Regions from separate parts of the Homo sapiens genome. Here region 1 is linked to region 2. Evidence: chromatin loops called from intact Hi-C (ENCODE). Cell type or tissue: gastrocnemius medialis. All regions are shown on one strand. Links, peaks and the distances in the headings refer to the core of each region. The heading gives the core; the rest is flanking DNA.

Region 1 (8,336 bases), core at 156-8,155, 83 kb before region 2:
TAAGCAACATGTATTTATAGATTCCGACATTGAACTATGCTGCTACAGCCCAACCTAAATCTCCATCAACTCTTTTTTTTTTTGTGACAGAGTTTCGCTCTTGTCATGGAGGCTGGAGTGCAATGGCGCCATCTCAGCACACTGCAACCTCTGGCTCCTGGTTTCAAGCGATTCTCCTGCCTCAGCCTCCCAAGTAGCTGGGATTACAGGCGCCTGCCATGACGGCTGGCTAATTTTTTGTATTTTTAGTAGAGACGGGGTTTTGCCATGTTGGGCAGGCTGGTCTCGAACTCCTGACCTCAAATAATCCACCCACCTCGGCCTCCTAAAGTGCTGGGATTACAGGTGTGAGCCACCACCCCCAGCCTCCATCAACTCTTGTCTGGACTTCTGTGATGACCCCTAACTAGTCTCCTTGCTTCCTACCCTTCTTCAATCCATTTTATGCACAGCATCTACAGTGATCTTTTAAAAATATAAATCAGATCATATAATATGTCTGCTTTTAATCCTCCAGTGACTGCCTATTCCACTTAGAAAAAAATCCAAAATCCTTATGCTGTTTTGCAAAGCTCTACATAACTGGACCTGCCTGCCTGCCTGCCTCTCTGACCTCTTCTATCATTCCTTGCCTTGCTCCACAAAGTCTAGTCATGCCAGCCTTGGTGTGTTGCTATCTCGGGGCCTTTGCACTAGCAGTCATTGCTATAAGGGATACTATTTCTCCAGAGCCTCACATGAATTTTAGGTTCTATCAAATTATGAGGAAGCCCTAGGGTAGCCTCTCTGTCAACCCCCACCTCTTGCTCTGTTTCCTGTTCCTCATAGTCTAGCTGGAGCAGCTCCTGGAACATTGCCTGGTATGCAATAGGTTCTCAATAAATATTTGTGGGATAAGTGAATGGATGGATTATAGGTACATTTTCTCTTCTTGTTGTTACTTTTAATGGTTTTCACAAAACTATAACAGCAAATAATTTCAAGTTTAGAATTAGTTTAGCACCATGTTTTGAATGCCAGATAGCCCGCTGGTCCCCCTCCCCTTCCTCTTCCCCTTCCCATTCCCTTCCCCTCCCTCCCTCCCTCCCCTCCCTCACTCACTCCCTTCCTTCCTTCTTTCCTTCCTTCCTTCCTTTCTTCCTTTCTTCCTTCCTTCCTTCCTTTCTTCCTTCCTTCCTTCTTTGTTATTGGTCAGGGTTCTATTCCTTCTAAAACCATGTAGTAGAAATTAAAATTACTTAGAAAGGGCATAGATGACTTTCTTTTAACTAGTGTTACGGGTTGAAATGTGTCTATCCCCAAATTCACATGTTGAAGTCCTAACTCTCAGAATGTGGCTTTATTTGGAAATAAGATTGTTGCAGATATAATTGGTTAAGATGAGGTCACAGTGGAGTAGGATGAGCCCCTAATCCAATATAACCAGTGTTCTTATAAAAAAAAAAAGAGGGACATTTGGACACAGACACACATACAGGGTGGGGGTGCCATGTGGAGATGAAGGCAGACATTGGGGTGATGCACCTACAAGCCAAGGAACATCAAAGATTGCCACCAAACCACCAGAAGCTATGGGGGAGGCATGAAATAGATTCTTCTTCATAGCCTCAGAAGAAAGTAACTCTGCTGACACTTTGATTTTGGACTTCTGACTTCTAGAACTGCGAGACAATAAATTGTTGTTGTTTAAACCACCTGCTTATCAGTAGGTTGTTATAACAGCCCTAGGAAACTAATACAACCTGTTAGAGGCATCAGTTATGGTTATAGAGCAAGAGAATTCATCTCTACATTTATGAGATAGCAATGTTTCCCTCTTTTTTTTTTTTTTGAGACAGGGTTTCACTCCTGTCACCCAGGCTGGAGTACAGTGGTGCAATCTCGGCTCACTGCAACCTCCACCTCCCAGGTTAAATCAATTGTCCTGCCTCAGCCTCCTGAGTAGCTGGGACCACAGGCATGCACCACCACACCCAGCTAATTTTCATATTTTTTTGTAGAGACTGAGTTTCACCATGTTGGCCAGGCTGGTCTCAAACTCCTGGCCTCAAATGATCTGCCCACCTCGGCCTCCCAAAGTGCTGGGATTACAGGTGTGAGCCACCGCACCTGGCCACATCAACGTTTCCCTCTTTAGAGAAAGAGAGGAAGAATAAATCATAAAAATCTTGCAATCTGGGGGACACAAATATATAAACAAATTATTACAAAATATGACAAAAACTGTAATCAAGCACAAAGTGCCATGAGAACACAGTGGCAGGAGCTGCTTTCTGTGCCCAAGGAAGTCAAGGAAAGTTTCAGAAAAGAGATGGCAGTTCATATGGGTCATAAAGGATGTGGAGTTTTCTTTTCTTTTTTTTTTTTTTTTTTTTGAGACAGAGTCTCTCTCTGTCACCGAGGCTGGAGTGCAGAGGCGCAATCATAGCTCACTGCAGCCTTGGCTTCCCAGGTCCAGTGATCCTCCCACCTTAGCCTCCCATGTAGTTGGGACTACAGGTTCCTGCCACCACACCCAGCTAATTGTTTTTTATTTTTTGTAGAAACAAGGTCTCGCTATGTTGCCCAGGCTAGTCTCAAACTCCTGGGCTCAAGTGATCCGCCCGCCTTGGCCTCCCAAGGAGCTGGGATTACAGGTGTGAGCCACCACACCCAACCAGGATGAGGAACTTTCTAAGTAGAGATGGAAAGAAAAGGCACCGCAGGCACATGGAACAGATTACAGAAAGCCACAGATGTGTAGGAAAACATGTAGAGGGAAGTAAGTATCATGTAGAAAACATCTTTTTCCCTCCAGGCACCCACAAATCAAGAGTTTAGGTTTTCTAGTATTCCTCTAACCATTTTGAAACTGTTAAAGCAGTAGGATCATTTTCCCCCTAAAAGAAATCTCATCTACCCCAATGTATGAAACAACCTCTTTGGGTGAGGAAGGCCTAGGAGTTTCTGCGGTGGTTCCTGAGTTCTCTGTGTGAAGTAATGGGCCACTTTGGGAACCAGAGCTTTTAAACAAAACAATTTGAAAGCTGCTGGCTTTTACTCTTTTTAAGCAGATGTAGGTGGAAGCTGTGGGGGCTATGAAAATGCCGCAGTCAATTCTGCTGCAGGGAGCAGGAGTGACAGATGGGAATCCCCTATAGTGCTTGCTTGAGTCTACACCCCCTGGGCTGCTCAACTAAGTGCCACAGGGCTGCTAATGCAGGGCTTCTCTGGGGGACTTCGCTGGTGGGCAACTTTGGCCCAAAGACGTCCCATCAACCTGGCTGAGATTTTCTTGGAACTGTGCTGCCATCCGAGACTGCCTATCCAGCACCCCTTATTACGTCCTTCTCATCCTTCCCAGCTCCCCTCACTTCCTGCAGCTCCCTCTCCTTTTTCCCTCCTTGGCATTTCCCTCAATAAATCTCCTGCCTGTCTAATCCAGACTTGGCATCTGCAGAGGACCTGATCTAAGGAAATTAAACAAGAGGTCTGCATTATCCTTACCATTGAGTATTTCCAGATTAGCTAACCTAAGAGTTCCAAATTGCACTGATATTGTTGCGATACCAATAAAACCCAATAAGGAGGAGGAGAGGATTGAGAAAGGAACACCTAGGCATTCTGTTGTGTTCTCAAAGCTTGCAAATTGATCATGAGTGACATCAAAAAGCTAAGACTGGGCAGATTGAAATACTTGAACAGATATTAAATAGCCAAAGTAGAATTAAAGAATAGTTACTGGAGGCTGTTTTTACACCCACACAACCTGGCAGATCACTGCTGTACAGTCTTTGTTGCAAAAAATACTACAGAAATATGGTTCTTTGAAAACATCTTCTGTGCCTGTATAAATGACATAGGATCCGGAGGCATTTCTGCAAATAATATGTTTTCCTGTGCCAGTGTATAAATAGCTGTAGAGTAATGAGAGTAAGAGAAAGTTGCCAAGACTATTGCTACACTGACAAGAGAAGCAGCAGACTTGGAACTTGCACCATTATTTGCTGCTAGTCCTAAAGTTTAATGAGACTGCACACAAATGTTGTTTTCACATGACCAGATAAGAGGGCAGATGCTGCCATCTCTGATGACATAGAAAAGGCCAGAATAGGGCCTTTCCAATGTACCTGCCCTTTGGGTGAGGTTTCCCTTCCACACAAGTGCTTTCCTTCTATAGGAAAATATTGCTTTTTAAAATGATGATCAAATTCAGGCCTCTACAGCTTTTAATGCCATAGTGTCCTGGTGATCTTCCTGGACTGAATTGTCCTCTCTTGGCCAAAGATACCTCCATTTTTCCTTTCTACCTTTCGGCAAGACTTACAAAAGGGAGAGAGGAATCTACAGAAAACAGGAAAATCTAGGATGTCCTGGCATACCCTGGAGATTTGCATCACTAAATATGCAGATTCCCTGACATTCCTACAGTGGCCCTTGCCATCAGTTTGGACTTTGACTGTGTCATTACTATTGTCTGCATGCCTCTGCAAATTCATGTGTTGACACTTAATCCTCATTGTGGTGGTATTAAGAGGCGGGACCATTTGGGAACAGAGTAAGTCATGAGGACTCTGCCTGCATGAATGGGACTAGCGACCTTATAAAAGGGGCTGGAGGGAACCAGTTTAGGCCCCTTTTTTGCCCTTCTGTTCCTTCTATCATGTGAGAACACAGCATTCAAGATGCCTTCTTGGAAGGAAACACCAGAGCCCTCACAAGACACTGAACCTCCCTGTGGCTTGAACTTGTACTTCCCAGCCTCCAGAACTATGAGGAGTGAAATTTCTGTTCTTTATATAATAAATTACCCAGTCTCAGGTATTTTGTTATAGAAGCACTAGTGGATGGAGACACCATTCCTTCATTTATACTTTAATTCGTATAATAAACATTTCTTGTCAGTTTACTGTGTGCAGGCATGATGCAGTGCACTGAGGATAGCAACGAACATGGCTGGCAAAGACCCTTGCTCTCTGGTAGCACATGCTCTTGGTGGGAAGGAAGGTGGTAAATATACAACATAATGGGAATATGAGTGATGAGAGGGAGTGACTGGGAAGAGAGTGGCTATTTTTGATAGGGTGGTCAGGGATGACCTGTCTGAGAAGCTGTCGTGGGAAGACTGTGGAGAATGGGTAAAATCAAGTGCAGACACTTAGCTGGACATGAACGTGGTCTCTCCATTGGAAAGAAGGCTGATAGGGCTGGATCACAGTGAGCGCAAGAGTGCAGTGGGAGATGAGGTCAGTGTGAAAGGCTGGGCCCAGTCAGATAGGGCTTTACAGGCCCAGCAGGGTTAGGAGTTTGGGCTTATTCTAAGTGTAAGGGGAGTTCACTGGAGTTGTTAGTTCTTTTGTTTTGTTTTTTGTTTGTTTTCAGATATAGATATTTTAAATGTGAGATGTTTCTCTCAAGGATCTGAACACTTACATTTTTTGAATCATCAATTGCCCTGATTTGTTATGGGACTTCCTTCCTTTTAGAATGTGTCTTTGTGTCCTCAAAGTCTAGCACATCACCCACCTAGGGTGTGTGAGTGCTCAATAAGCACTGATTAAATGAAATTGTTATTGAGTATGAGAAGGACAAGGCTTTGGTTAAAAAATAATCAGTGTGAAATATGAATATTTAATAGGTTAGCAGAAGATGGGACCCAAAGGGAAGAAAGCAAAGAAGTTCTTGTGTTATGACAAGTTCCTAGTGAAGAGATACGAATTGACTACTAAAGTTAATGCAGCAAATTCAGAATACTGAAATTCAAAGTGAGACCCAGGAAACAGGCAGAGTTGTAAAAGTGTTTCAGTGACCTCCAGGATGTGTGCCATATTTGTCTTCTCACTGGTTGTGATTTTGTCTCCTTATTGGGAAGGCAAAGGAACCTGAACCTCTCTCCCTGTTTTGGCTTATTAGAAGGCAAGGTGAACACTTGTCCTTCTTTATGGCCGTCCAGTATGAAACCTTTTCCTATGTTTGGATTTTCCCACCTTGTGTCAGTGAAATACAGAATGTACCTTCCACTACAGAAACAGAAGGCTCAGGTACTTGCTTACTCAGTCTCCTCTCCTTACAGGTGTGAGTCATGGATTCCACTCATGAAATGAAGTCATGAAGTCAGGGAACCATAAGAAACTCTCCAGTGTCTCAGTATCAAAGGCAGCAGAATGATCAAGCTTTGGTAGTAGCAGTGCCAGAGGGGCTGGAAGAGCCCAGTGTCCAGTTAGATTGTTGCCTATGCAACTGTCTCTGAATGAGTACTTTTCCTGGCTGCCGAGCCACACACTTGACTCATCAGCCTTCTTAGCGATTCTGTGAGCCACGTGATAGTCATTCATAAATTCATTGTCTGCTTCAATCAGACAAAGTTTTTTTCTAGTTTTTGAAATTAAGAACTCTAAATGATCCAGGAATTAGAACCAGAAATGGATTGGTTGCAGACCACAGGGCCTTAGAGAAACATGGGATGTATACGGAAATATGGGACTGTTGTTATCTGGCCTGATTGAGGTTGAAGGCAAAGACAATGCAGCTGGTGTGATTAAGGGTTCTTGTCATGATCTAGAGAACCAGTTAATCAAATTGTCACCTGTGTGCACCTAGACTGAATTGCCCATTGAAGGCCAAGCTTTGGGGAACTAAGAGATCAATTCTATTGAATAATACGAAGGACACAGGGAGTTCAATGACTGTGGGATGAGATGGCTTCTCCTAATTGTAATGGATAGCTTCAATAAAAAGAAAAACCTACACAAATTCCTAAGTTCTCAGTTCAAAGTATGTGCTAAAATCCAGAGGCTTCCTTGGGATCATTATAAGAATATCTTATCTTTTGCTGTTGAAATGTGGAGAAAGTCAAATACAAAATGCACAGTTTGATCTCCAAAATTTCTGAATTAAAAAGAGTTGAATTCACATCCTCAGCTGGTCTCTTAGGAGAAAGTTGAAGCACTGACTTGCGGGAGAGTGGGCCTGGAGAATTTGAATGGGAAGACATAGATGATTCATGTAGGCCATGGCCAGGCATGCCTCAGTGAAACCACGAGAAGACCCAGTTACCTAATTCAAAAATAGAATGCAGCAGTGTGTAATTGCGGAACATAGGAATTTTCTTATATTCCTCTAATATATCCATATTAATGAGATGGACACTTGAATACAAATGTATTCCTCCATGTCTCCAAGAGAGTAAGACAGTATAAATGGAAGATCAAAATCCTTACTTCATGAGGACTACTGAGACTACCAACTTTTGGCAAATTTTAAAATTTTGTTCTTTGCACTCCCGTTTGCTGGTTTAAAAATAAAACCAAGTTAAATAACTTAAGCCAAATCCGAATAATCATTCTTACCAGTTTTCAAACATATATACCAGCCTTTGTTATCCAACCCAGTTTACTCAGAATATCCTGAATCTTGAATCCCCACTGAGTATCTTTGCTTTTTCTCTCTATCCCTGTAAGTGGGGGACATAGGGAGTTTGTTTTCATCTGGCAGAGTAAACAATATCCTTTCACCACAATGCCTTAGGGTTATGCCCGTTTTCTGACTTTATCTCAAATTCAGTCCACAGAATGTGGAGCTGGTTCACTATAGCTAATGACATTGTACTGATAAACTTGGAAACAGGAAGCAACATGCAGACTAGGTGCCTCGGAAAATCCTGTGTGTCAGAAGGTGGCGAATAAATTTCATGAAATTATGGGGCCTGTTACCTTAGTAAAATTCCATGTGTGTGTGTGTGTGTGTGTGTAAGAGAGACAGAGACAGAGCATGCATGTGTGTGAGAGTGCCTGGAGAATGTTGGAATAGTTTCCACAAAATGAAGGAGAAGTAGCTGTCCATCGCACTTCATGCCACTGATAAAGAGAAAGATCATCTTTTATAGGTGTTTTTGAATTTTGGAAATAATACATACCACGTTTGGATCCTATGGCAGACAACTACTAACTGTTTACCAATATGGATTTCTCCTTTTTAACAGAACCCCAATTCTGTTTGGGCAGCAGTGTATCCAGTTAAAAATATTAGACTCCCTTGCAGCTAGGAATCAACAAGTATCAAAGTCTGGTTACTGTGACATGCTCTCTAGATTTCTGGAAAAGGTGCCACCTCTTCCTATCTCCCTCCCTTCTCCTATCTGGAGCTGGGGTAGCCATCCTGTGCCCATGAACCCAAAGAAATCAGCTGAGCACAGATCATAAGTGCAGGATGGTAGAGCAGAAAGATAGAAGGATCCTGACACACTGTTGCAATCTACCTCCAGACTCCTTAGTATGTGACAAAAATCAACCTCTATTTGGTTAAACTATTATGGTTGGATTTGTTGCTCCTTATACAAAGGTATTATATGGACTCAT
Region 2 (8,336 bases), core at 128-8,127:
CCCACCCTGGAGGTTGGAGGCAGTGAGGGAATGACATGGGTTTAGTCCATCCTGCAGGTTCTGGCTTGTCCTTACTGTCCCCACTGTCTTAATCAGCTTGGGCTACTGTAACAGAATATGGAGTGGGTGGCTTAAACCACACACATTTATTTCTCACTGTTCTGGAGGCTGGAAGTCTGAGATCAGGATGCCAGCATGGTCAAGTTCTCAGTGAGGGCCCTCTTCCTGGTTTACAGATGCCTGCTTTCTTGCTTTTCCTTCCAGGATCATCTCTCTGTGTCTCTTTTTACAAGGGCACTAATCCCATCCATGAGGGCTTCAGGCTTATGACCTAATCATCTCCCAAATGCCCCACTTTCAAATACCATCATATGGAGGATTAGGCTTCAACATATGAATTTCAGAGAGTGCACAAAATTCAGTCCACAGAATCCCCTTTGCATTCATCTTTCCTTCTATGCTACCTGACTTGCAAATTTCAACTTCCAGCACTGGACACGGAGAAACAGCCTTGTAGAAACTAGTGCCTACAATTGCATAAGATGAAATCCCTATGATAAATTCATGTGGATGTGTGCATGTAAGGCTATCCTAGTGGTTCTGCCTTTCTGATCAAATTCTGACTGCATCAGCAGGAACACATGGAGGGGAGGACGGTGTGAAGGGCTAGCACCCTTGCTCTGTGGGTGCAGTCATGGGTCCTCTGCTACATCCAAAGATGGACCAGACTGAGTCAGGCCAGTTCTCTCGGGGTACCTAAAGAACTAGAACTGAGAGAGTCACTCTCTGTTGGTGCAGAGGCTGTAAGAGGTAAAGTTGGGGTGCTGTGGGGAACTGTATTAGTCTGCAATGGCTGCTGTAAGAAAATACCAAAGACTGGGAAGCTTAAACAACAGAAATTGATTTCCTCACAGTTCCAGAGGCCCTAAGTCAAAGATCAAGGTGTCAGCTGGGTTGCTTGCTTCTGAGGTCTTTCTCTTTTGTGTACAGATTACTGCCTTCTCCCTGTATCCTTATGTGGACTGTCCTCTGTGCACATACATCCCTGGTGTCTCTTCCTCCTCTTATGAGGACACTAGTCATACTGGATTAGGATCACCCTAACAGCCTCATTTCAACTGAGTGGGCTCTTTAAAGGCCTTATCTCCAAATGCAGTCACATTCTGAGGTACTGGGGGCTAGGACTTCCACCATATGAATATTTGGGGACACAGTTCAGCCCATAACACTGGCTATTAGTGGGCAAGTGTGGTAGATATACTTTTTGCCATCTGGAGAAAGTCTGATTGCGGAGAAAGTCGGACTGCAGAGAAAGAGAAGAATGTAGCAGACACTCAGAGAGCCATGGAACTGATACACTATATAGAGAAGACCACAGCCTTTGGGATGGAAGGAACCCAACTTTGTAAGGAGAGCCATTCACAACTGCCTCTGTAGATAACTCGTGACACAGCTCATAGGAATTTATCACTCCCAGCATACAAACTGTCTGACGGTTTGCCCTGCAGCATGGTCAGGCTTCAAGGCTGTTTTCCCAGCTGCAGAGCTCACAGGTGTCTGTGCATGAGTCTATTGTAGCTAGAGCATCTCCCCAGGCATGAGGCAGGGGCTGATATCGGGATCAGTCAAAATAGCTCTACTAGCAACAGCAAGACACCTTTTTTCCTATTATTATTTAAAATTATCTATGACTTTTTTCTCCCTTCTAGTGCTATAAATGGAAAAAAGATTTCTAGAAAGTTCTTTGTATGTTTTAGACATTCCTTTCATAACCTACAAGCTAACTGTATATTAATAAACTATTACCTCCATTCAATCACATGCCAAACTCACAGAAGCCCAATGACTTTTCAGTAACTTGTGCCAATGAACCAATCCATGTTTATTGAGCTCTGATTATAAATGAAGCTCAGCAGTAGGGAATACAAGAGATTAAAAGATGGTGAGGACAAGCTCCTCACTCTCAAAAATCTTACCATCTAGATGAGCTCAGGGACCAAGGCACTGAAATAGCCATGTACACCTCAGAGTCAAGGTCAAAGCATAATTTTAGTTTTGATTCAGTCCCTTGGCCAGAGAAGCAGAAGTGTCAAATTATAGCCATGAACAAGCACTTAAGTAGCTTAGCTTTGTCTATAGGAGGGTCTCTGGACAGCTGGGCAAATTCACAGCCTTTACTCTTCTAGTGTTTACTTCTTCTATGCATTTTTTGTGAATTCTAAAACAATGTGGCTATGTCACAGAAATGGAAGTCACCAGTTTGGTTTGCTAGCGTACTGCTTATGTACAAGTTGCTTTGGATTTCTTTTATGTCTGGGCCCTGGGTGGCCCTCAGTTCTGCCCATGGCAGTAGCTGACAGTGCTCTGTGGTTGTAGGAATATTTGGAAGGAGCAGAAAAGAGGTACAGTTAGAATGAGTGGGACTTGTCTGGTGGGTTGACTACTGATATAGTTCAGTGTCTGGTTACTGCTTTGAACATTTAGGTGAAAAATATCGTGCTGACCTATCCAGCACAGCCTCTGCGTAAAGAACACTTCACAGAGTAGTGAAGTGCAAACACACAAGGCAATAATTATATATTATAACACACACCTTATTGGTTCTGTTTCTGTGAAGAACCTTGATACATCTTCTAAGGAAATTTCTCAAATGTCCCATCCAAGAAGTGTTCCTAGATAAAATCTAGGATGCCCCGTTAAATTGAAATTGCAGATGTATCACAAATAATTTCTTATAAGTATGTCTCATGCAATATTTGGGACATACTTATAATAAAAAGTTGTTTATTGTTCATCTCAAATTCAAATTTAGCTGTGGGTCTTGTATTTTTATTTGCTAATCTGGCAACCCGACATCTACGCACTGCTGTTTTTGTAACATCTGCCGGAGCTACATGCCACAGCCATCACTGCCTGCAAGGGAGGCTGGGAAATGTAGTGCTGTTAACCAAGAACATTGTTGCAGTCAAGAACATAGGAGTTTTGGTAATAAGGAAGATGGAGATGATGAATAATGGATATTGGGTGGGCAACTCCTATAAAGTCCAGGTGACCCTTTTACCCATGTGAGATGGGTATAAGTCTATATTGATAATATTATTAGCAGCTATCCCATATTAGGTTCTTACTTTGTGTCATGAACCATGCTAAGACCTTTACATACAGCTTCTCATTTAATCTCCACAACAACATTATTGCTACCCCCATTTAACAGATTAGAAGCCTTATCCGATGGCTCAGGCTAAGAGAGATTTAGTTGTTTGAGGTCACACAGCTAGTAAGTTGCTGAGTTAGGGCTAGAATCCACAATGATGTGATTTCAAAGCTGATGCTTTTGATATTTTTTTCCCAACAACAATTCTGCATGCCTACCATGTGCCAAGCACTAGAACAAAGTATTGAGTTATTAGAGTAAACAAAGAAGACAGTCTTTGCCATCAAGGAGCTTACTTCCCATTATCGAGGCCTTTGGGAGGAGGTCATAAGGGTGAGGTCCTAATTCGATGAAGTAGTATTTTTATAAAAAGAGGAAGAGACAGCCTGGCGTGGGGGCTCATGCCTGTAATCCCAGCACTTTAGGAGACTGAGGCGGGCGGATCATGAGGTCAAGAGATCGAGAACATCCTGGCCAACATGGTGAAGCCCCGTCTCTACAAAAAAAAAAAAAAAAAAAAAAAAAGCTGGGTGTGGTTGCAGGCACCTGTAGTCCCAGCTACTTGGGAGGCTGAGGAGAATCGCCTGAACCTGGGAGGCAGAGGTTGCAGTGAGCTGAGATCACGCCATTGCACTCCAGCCTGGTGACAGAGCGAGACTCCGTCAAAAAAAAAAAAAAAAAAAAAAAAGGAGGAAGAGACACCAGAGACCTTCCTCTCTCTCTCTACATGTGCAGACAGGAAAGGCCATGTGAAGACAAAGCAAGAAGTCAACTCTCTACAAACCAGGAAGAGAACCCTCACTGGAAACCAACCCTCATAGCACCTTGATCATGGACCTCCAGTTTCCAGAACTGTGAGAAAATAAATGTCTCTTGTTGAAGCCACTCAGCCTATGGTATTTTGTCATGGGAGCCCCAGAAGACTAATATACCCCCACTATTGATAGAGAGAAACATAAATAAAAATCAGTAAATATGGAACAAATAAGTAGTGAAAAGAATCAGAGGTCATGGGGTACTAAGGATGGTGTCAGCTCTTTAGAAAGGAATCTCAACACACTGAGATGTGGCAATTGGGCAGAGACTTGAGGGGTGCAAGGGAATGAGACACGATGTCTGGGCAGGAATGCTCCAGGCAGAGGGAGCTCAGAGTCCTCCAGCAGGAGCCTGCACTGTGCCTGGAGAGGGAGAGCACAGGGCAGAGTGGCGGGAAATGAGGATGGAGAGTCAGGGCCAGGTCATGTGTGAAAGCCCAGGGTTCTAAGTATGATGGGAAGCCGCGGGGGAATGACATGGTCTGAACTTCATTTCTGTAAGATCAATAACTCTGGCTGCTGTGTAAAAAACCGAACCATAAGCAGAGGACAGTGGGAGTCGAGAGACCAGTCAGGAGGCCACACCAGTAGGGCAGATGAGAGAGGATGTAGCTTGAAATAGCCTGATAGATGTGGGGGTGGTGGAAAGTAGCCAGATTTCAGGATATATTTAGAGAAAGAACAGTCAGTAAAGAATCTGAGCAACTGGAAGGAATGAATTGTCATTTACTTAGATAGATTCATGTTCAGCGATGGAAATCAAGAGCTCTGGGCATTGGTGGGGGACCTTAAAGGGATCCCTCATAAGTGCCACCCCTCTTCTCTGCCTGAGAAATAAAAGAAAGACTAGAGATAGACACTGAAATATTACTTTTACTACTGATAGAGGACAACTGGGGGTAGCGGCTTAGAGTGGGATCAAATCACCCCCTAACCAAACTCCAGAATTAAGCAAACTTACCTCTCGGCCCCAGGCAATGCTGTCCAGGTTGAGCTCCTCAGTGAATCTCAGAGCACAGAAGAGAACAAGTGTTCTCTGCTCCCAAGTGAGCATGCCCAGACTTTACTCATCAGAACCCCCGAGGCAGTGGAGTGAGTCAAGGGCAGAGTGAGGCCTAGAGTTCCATGAATTGAACTCCTTTCATAAGAAGAGGACACCAGGAATGGACGAGACACATTTTCTGCTAATAGATGTGTTACGTTTGAGGCCCTTCATATGTCCAGGTGGAGTAAGGAGTTGGCTAGATAAGCCTGGTGCTCAGGGGAATGATTGGATTGATAATAAAGATTTGGGGTCATCAGTGTACTTTTGTTAATTAAAGGCATGGGACTGGGTGAAAGAACATACAAAGAAGAGGCCTGGGCACTCTGAGACTTAAAGGCCAGAAGGATGCTTAGAGAAGAATCCAGCAAAAGGGAAGACATACCCAGTGGGGTAGGAGGACAGCTGAGAGCTCAGTGAGGAAACTTTCAAGAAACGGAAAGCAATTCACCGTGTTGAATGCTGCTGGGAAGTACAACTATGGTCATTGGATCTGCAAGAGGGAGTTGTTGCATAATGAAGAATTTATCTGGTCATTATCTCTGTTCCTTGGAGGGAGATTCTAAATTTTGGGAATTTCCCAAGCAATAGGAGTGTCTTTGCTATTCATGGTGGGCCCTGATAGTTTTTGCTAATGAAATGACTCCAGATGACAAGAGGAGGAGGAGGGCCAGCACGGTGGCTCATGCCTATAATTCCAGCACTTTGGGAGGCTGAGACAGGTGGATTGCTTTGAGCTCAGGAGTTTGAGACCAGTGGATCACTTTGAGCTCAGGAGTTGGAGACCAGCCTGGCAAATGTGGCAAAACCCTGTCTGTACTAAAAATATAAAAATTAGCTGTGTGTCTTGGCACATGCGTATAATCCCAGCTACTCAGAAGGCTGAGGCTGTATAATTGCTTCAGCCTGGGAGGTGAGGTTGTAGTGACCCGAGATTGCACCACTGCACTCCAGCCTGGGTGACAGAGTGAAACTCTGTCTCAAAAAGAAAAAAAAGAGGATGGGGCTGGTCATGCCAGGAAAACCATGTGATTAGTGGGTTTGGTCTTTGAGCCACATGGTATCAAGCTGATCTCCAGACACTTGGAGTGTGAAGAGGGGCTTGAGTTGAGATTGATTTCAATCACGTAGCCAATGATTCAATCAATCATGCCTCTGTAATGAAACCTCAATAAAAACTCTGGCCACTGAAGTGTGTTGGAGCTTCCTGGTTGGTGAACACATCTATGTGCTGGGAGAGTGGGGCACCCTGATTCCTTGGGGATGAAAGCTTGTGTTCAGGATCCTCCCATATCTTACCCTATGTGTCTCTTCATTTGACTAGCCCTGATTTATATCGTTGATAATAAAACCATAGCTATAAATATAGCACTTGGTGGAAATCTGTGAGTTGTTCTAGTGAATTATCCAACCTGAGGGTCATGGGAATCTCTGAATTTGTAGCCAGTTTGTCAGAAGGGCAGATGGCCTGGAGACCCCCAAACTTGTGCCTAGTGTTAGAAGGGAGGGCAGTCTTATGAAGGACTGAGCCCTTAACTTGTGGGGCATCTGGGCTAACTCTGGGTGGTCAGTGTCAGGATGCATTGTAAGGCCCCCCAGTATTGCAGGGGCCCACTAGTAGCATTGATGAGTGTGATTTCAGTGGTGTGGTAGGAATGGAAGTTGATTATATTTGTTTTAGAAGAGAATATGAGGAAGTAAGTGGAGACACAAGTATAGACAACTGCTTTGGGAGTTTTTCTGGAAAGGGGAACAGAAAAATACGATGCTAGAATGACAGTAAACTGCCCTCTAATGTTGATTATTGATTTATAAGGGTGTAAGGCCCTAGATAGGCATTTGTAAAAGTTATTTTGAAAGAGCAGGTATGTATTATGTGGTGTTATGGTTTGAATATGGTCCCTCCAAAATTCAGATGTTGCCAATGTATTAAGAGGTGGAGACTTTAAGAGGTGATTAGGCCATGAGGACTCTTCCCTTGCAAATGGGATTAAGGTCCTTATAAAAGAGGCTTTACACAGCATTCAGTCTCTTGCTCGTCTGACTTCTGCCACAAGAGGACACAGCATTTGTCCTCTCCAGAGGAGGCAGCTCTCACCAGACAACCAAACCTGCTAGCACCTGTATCTTGGACTTTTCATCTTCCAGAATTATGGGAAGTGAATTTCTGTTCTTTTTTGTCTAGGTAACTAGACAATTACCTAGTCTGTGGTATTTTGTTATAGCAGCACAAAATGGACTAAGATGTGGCCATGGTTAACAAGTTGTATGGAAATTGTATCCCACAGTAGGCAGAGAAGTAATGTTGAAATATTTGAATGGCACAGTTGATCTGAGGACAAAGAAAGGCAAGGAACATGGCAGGGAAAGCAATGGGAAGAAACTGAGCCAAAGGCGGTGGTGCCTAGGGAGGTGGGGGCCTGGATGACTAATGAGTGGGGCCACCACTGCCCTGAGGGATTCCAAGTATCCCAAAGACCCCAGCAGGAGAATCATTTTACAAATTGATTGATGAGGCTTCTCAGCATTAACTGCCTGTACAGTGACTGAGAGCAGGCAATGTGTACTCCATGAATTGTGAGTTTATGCCTTTTTTTTTTTTTTGAGATGGAGTCTCACTCTGTGACTCAGGCTAGAGTGCAATGGCATGATCATGGCTCACTGCAACCTCTGCCTCCTGGGTTCAAGCAATTCTTCTGGTTCAGCCTCCCGAGTAGCTGGGATTAGAGGTGTGCATCACCACGCTCGGCTAATTTTTGTATTTTTAGTAGAGACAGGTTTCGCTGTGTTGGCCAGACTGGTCTCAAATTCCTGATGTCAGGTGATCTGCCTGCCTTGGCCTCCCAAAGTATTGGGGTTACAGGCGTGAGCCACTGTGCTTGGCCTGAGTTTATGCCTTTCTACTTAGTATTCCCAGCACAGTATTTGGCATAGAGTACATGTTCAATAAGTGCTTAATGAATGAAGCTTTCCTGAGGATACCCACTTTGTCTAGTTTGAACCCCAAATTCTTCCAAACTGTGCCTTCAGATCACCTAAATATCAACTTGGCAAGGAAAGTGCTGGTGAGCCAGAACTGGACAGTCACCTGCTGGGGACTTTTGAAAAGGAACTCCTGAATGTAGATGGCCCCTCTTGTCCTTGTCAACATAAGATTCTTTGGCTCCATGACCTCTAAAGAGGCTACGAGAATAATAATAATGACAATAATTACAATATCAATAATTAACACATAATTCTTACAATGTCCTAGGCACTGAGGTAAACAATTGGCATCATTATTTCATTTAATAATACCTATGAGGTGGGTGCCATTACTAACTCC

What was found. A loop is a pair of places that touch in the nucleus more often than their neighbours do. Peaks named below come from ENCODE experiments on the same cell type or tissue, not always from the same donor. Only the 100,000 strongest peaks of a DNase experiment are listed, where the experiment ranks them.
Region 1: it touches region 2 in a loop (4-fold over the local background); 1 of 110 quality-filtered maps calls a loop at or near these places.

The regions. Positions count from the first base shown.
Region 1 is chr6:15,709,071-15,717,406 of GRCh38, forward strand. No RefSeq gene overlaps it. Among named protein-coding and RNA genes, the nearest start is that of DTNBP1, 50 kb to the left of the region's middle. In gastrocnemius medialis, for the core only: no CTCF peak of the experiment used is centred there; a DNase peak (open chromatin) is centred at 6,221; H3K27ac peaks cover 3,516 bases.
Region 2 is chr6:15,791,993-15,800,328 of GRCh38, forward strand. No RefSeq gene overlaps it. Among named protein-coding and RNA genes, the nearest start is that of DTNBP1, 130 kb to the left of the region's middle. In gastrocnemius medialis, for the core only: no CTCF peak of the experiment used is centred there; DNase peaks (open chromatin) are centred at 1,499 and 4,569; H3K27ac peaks cover 4,999 bases.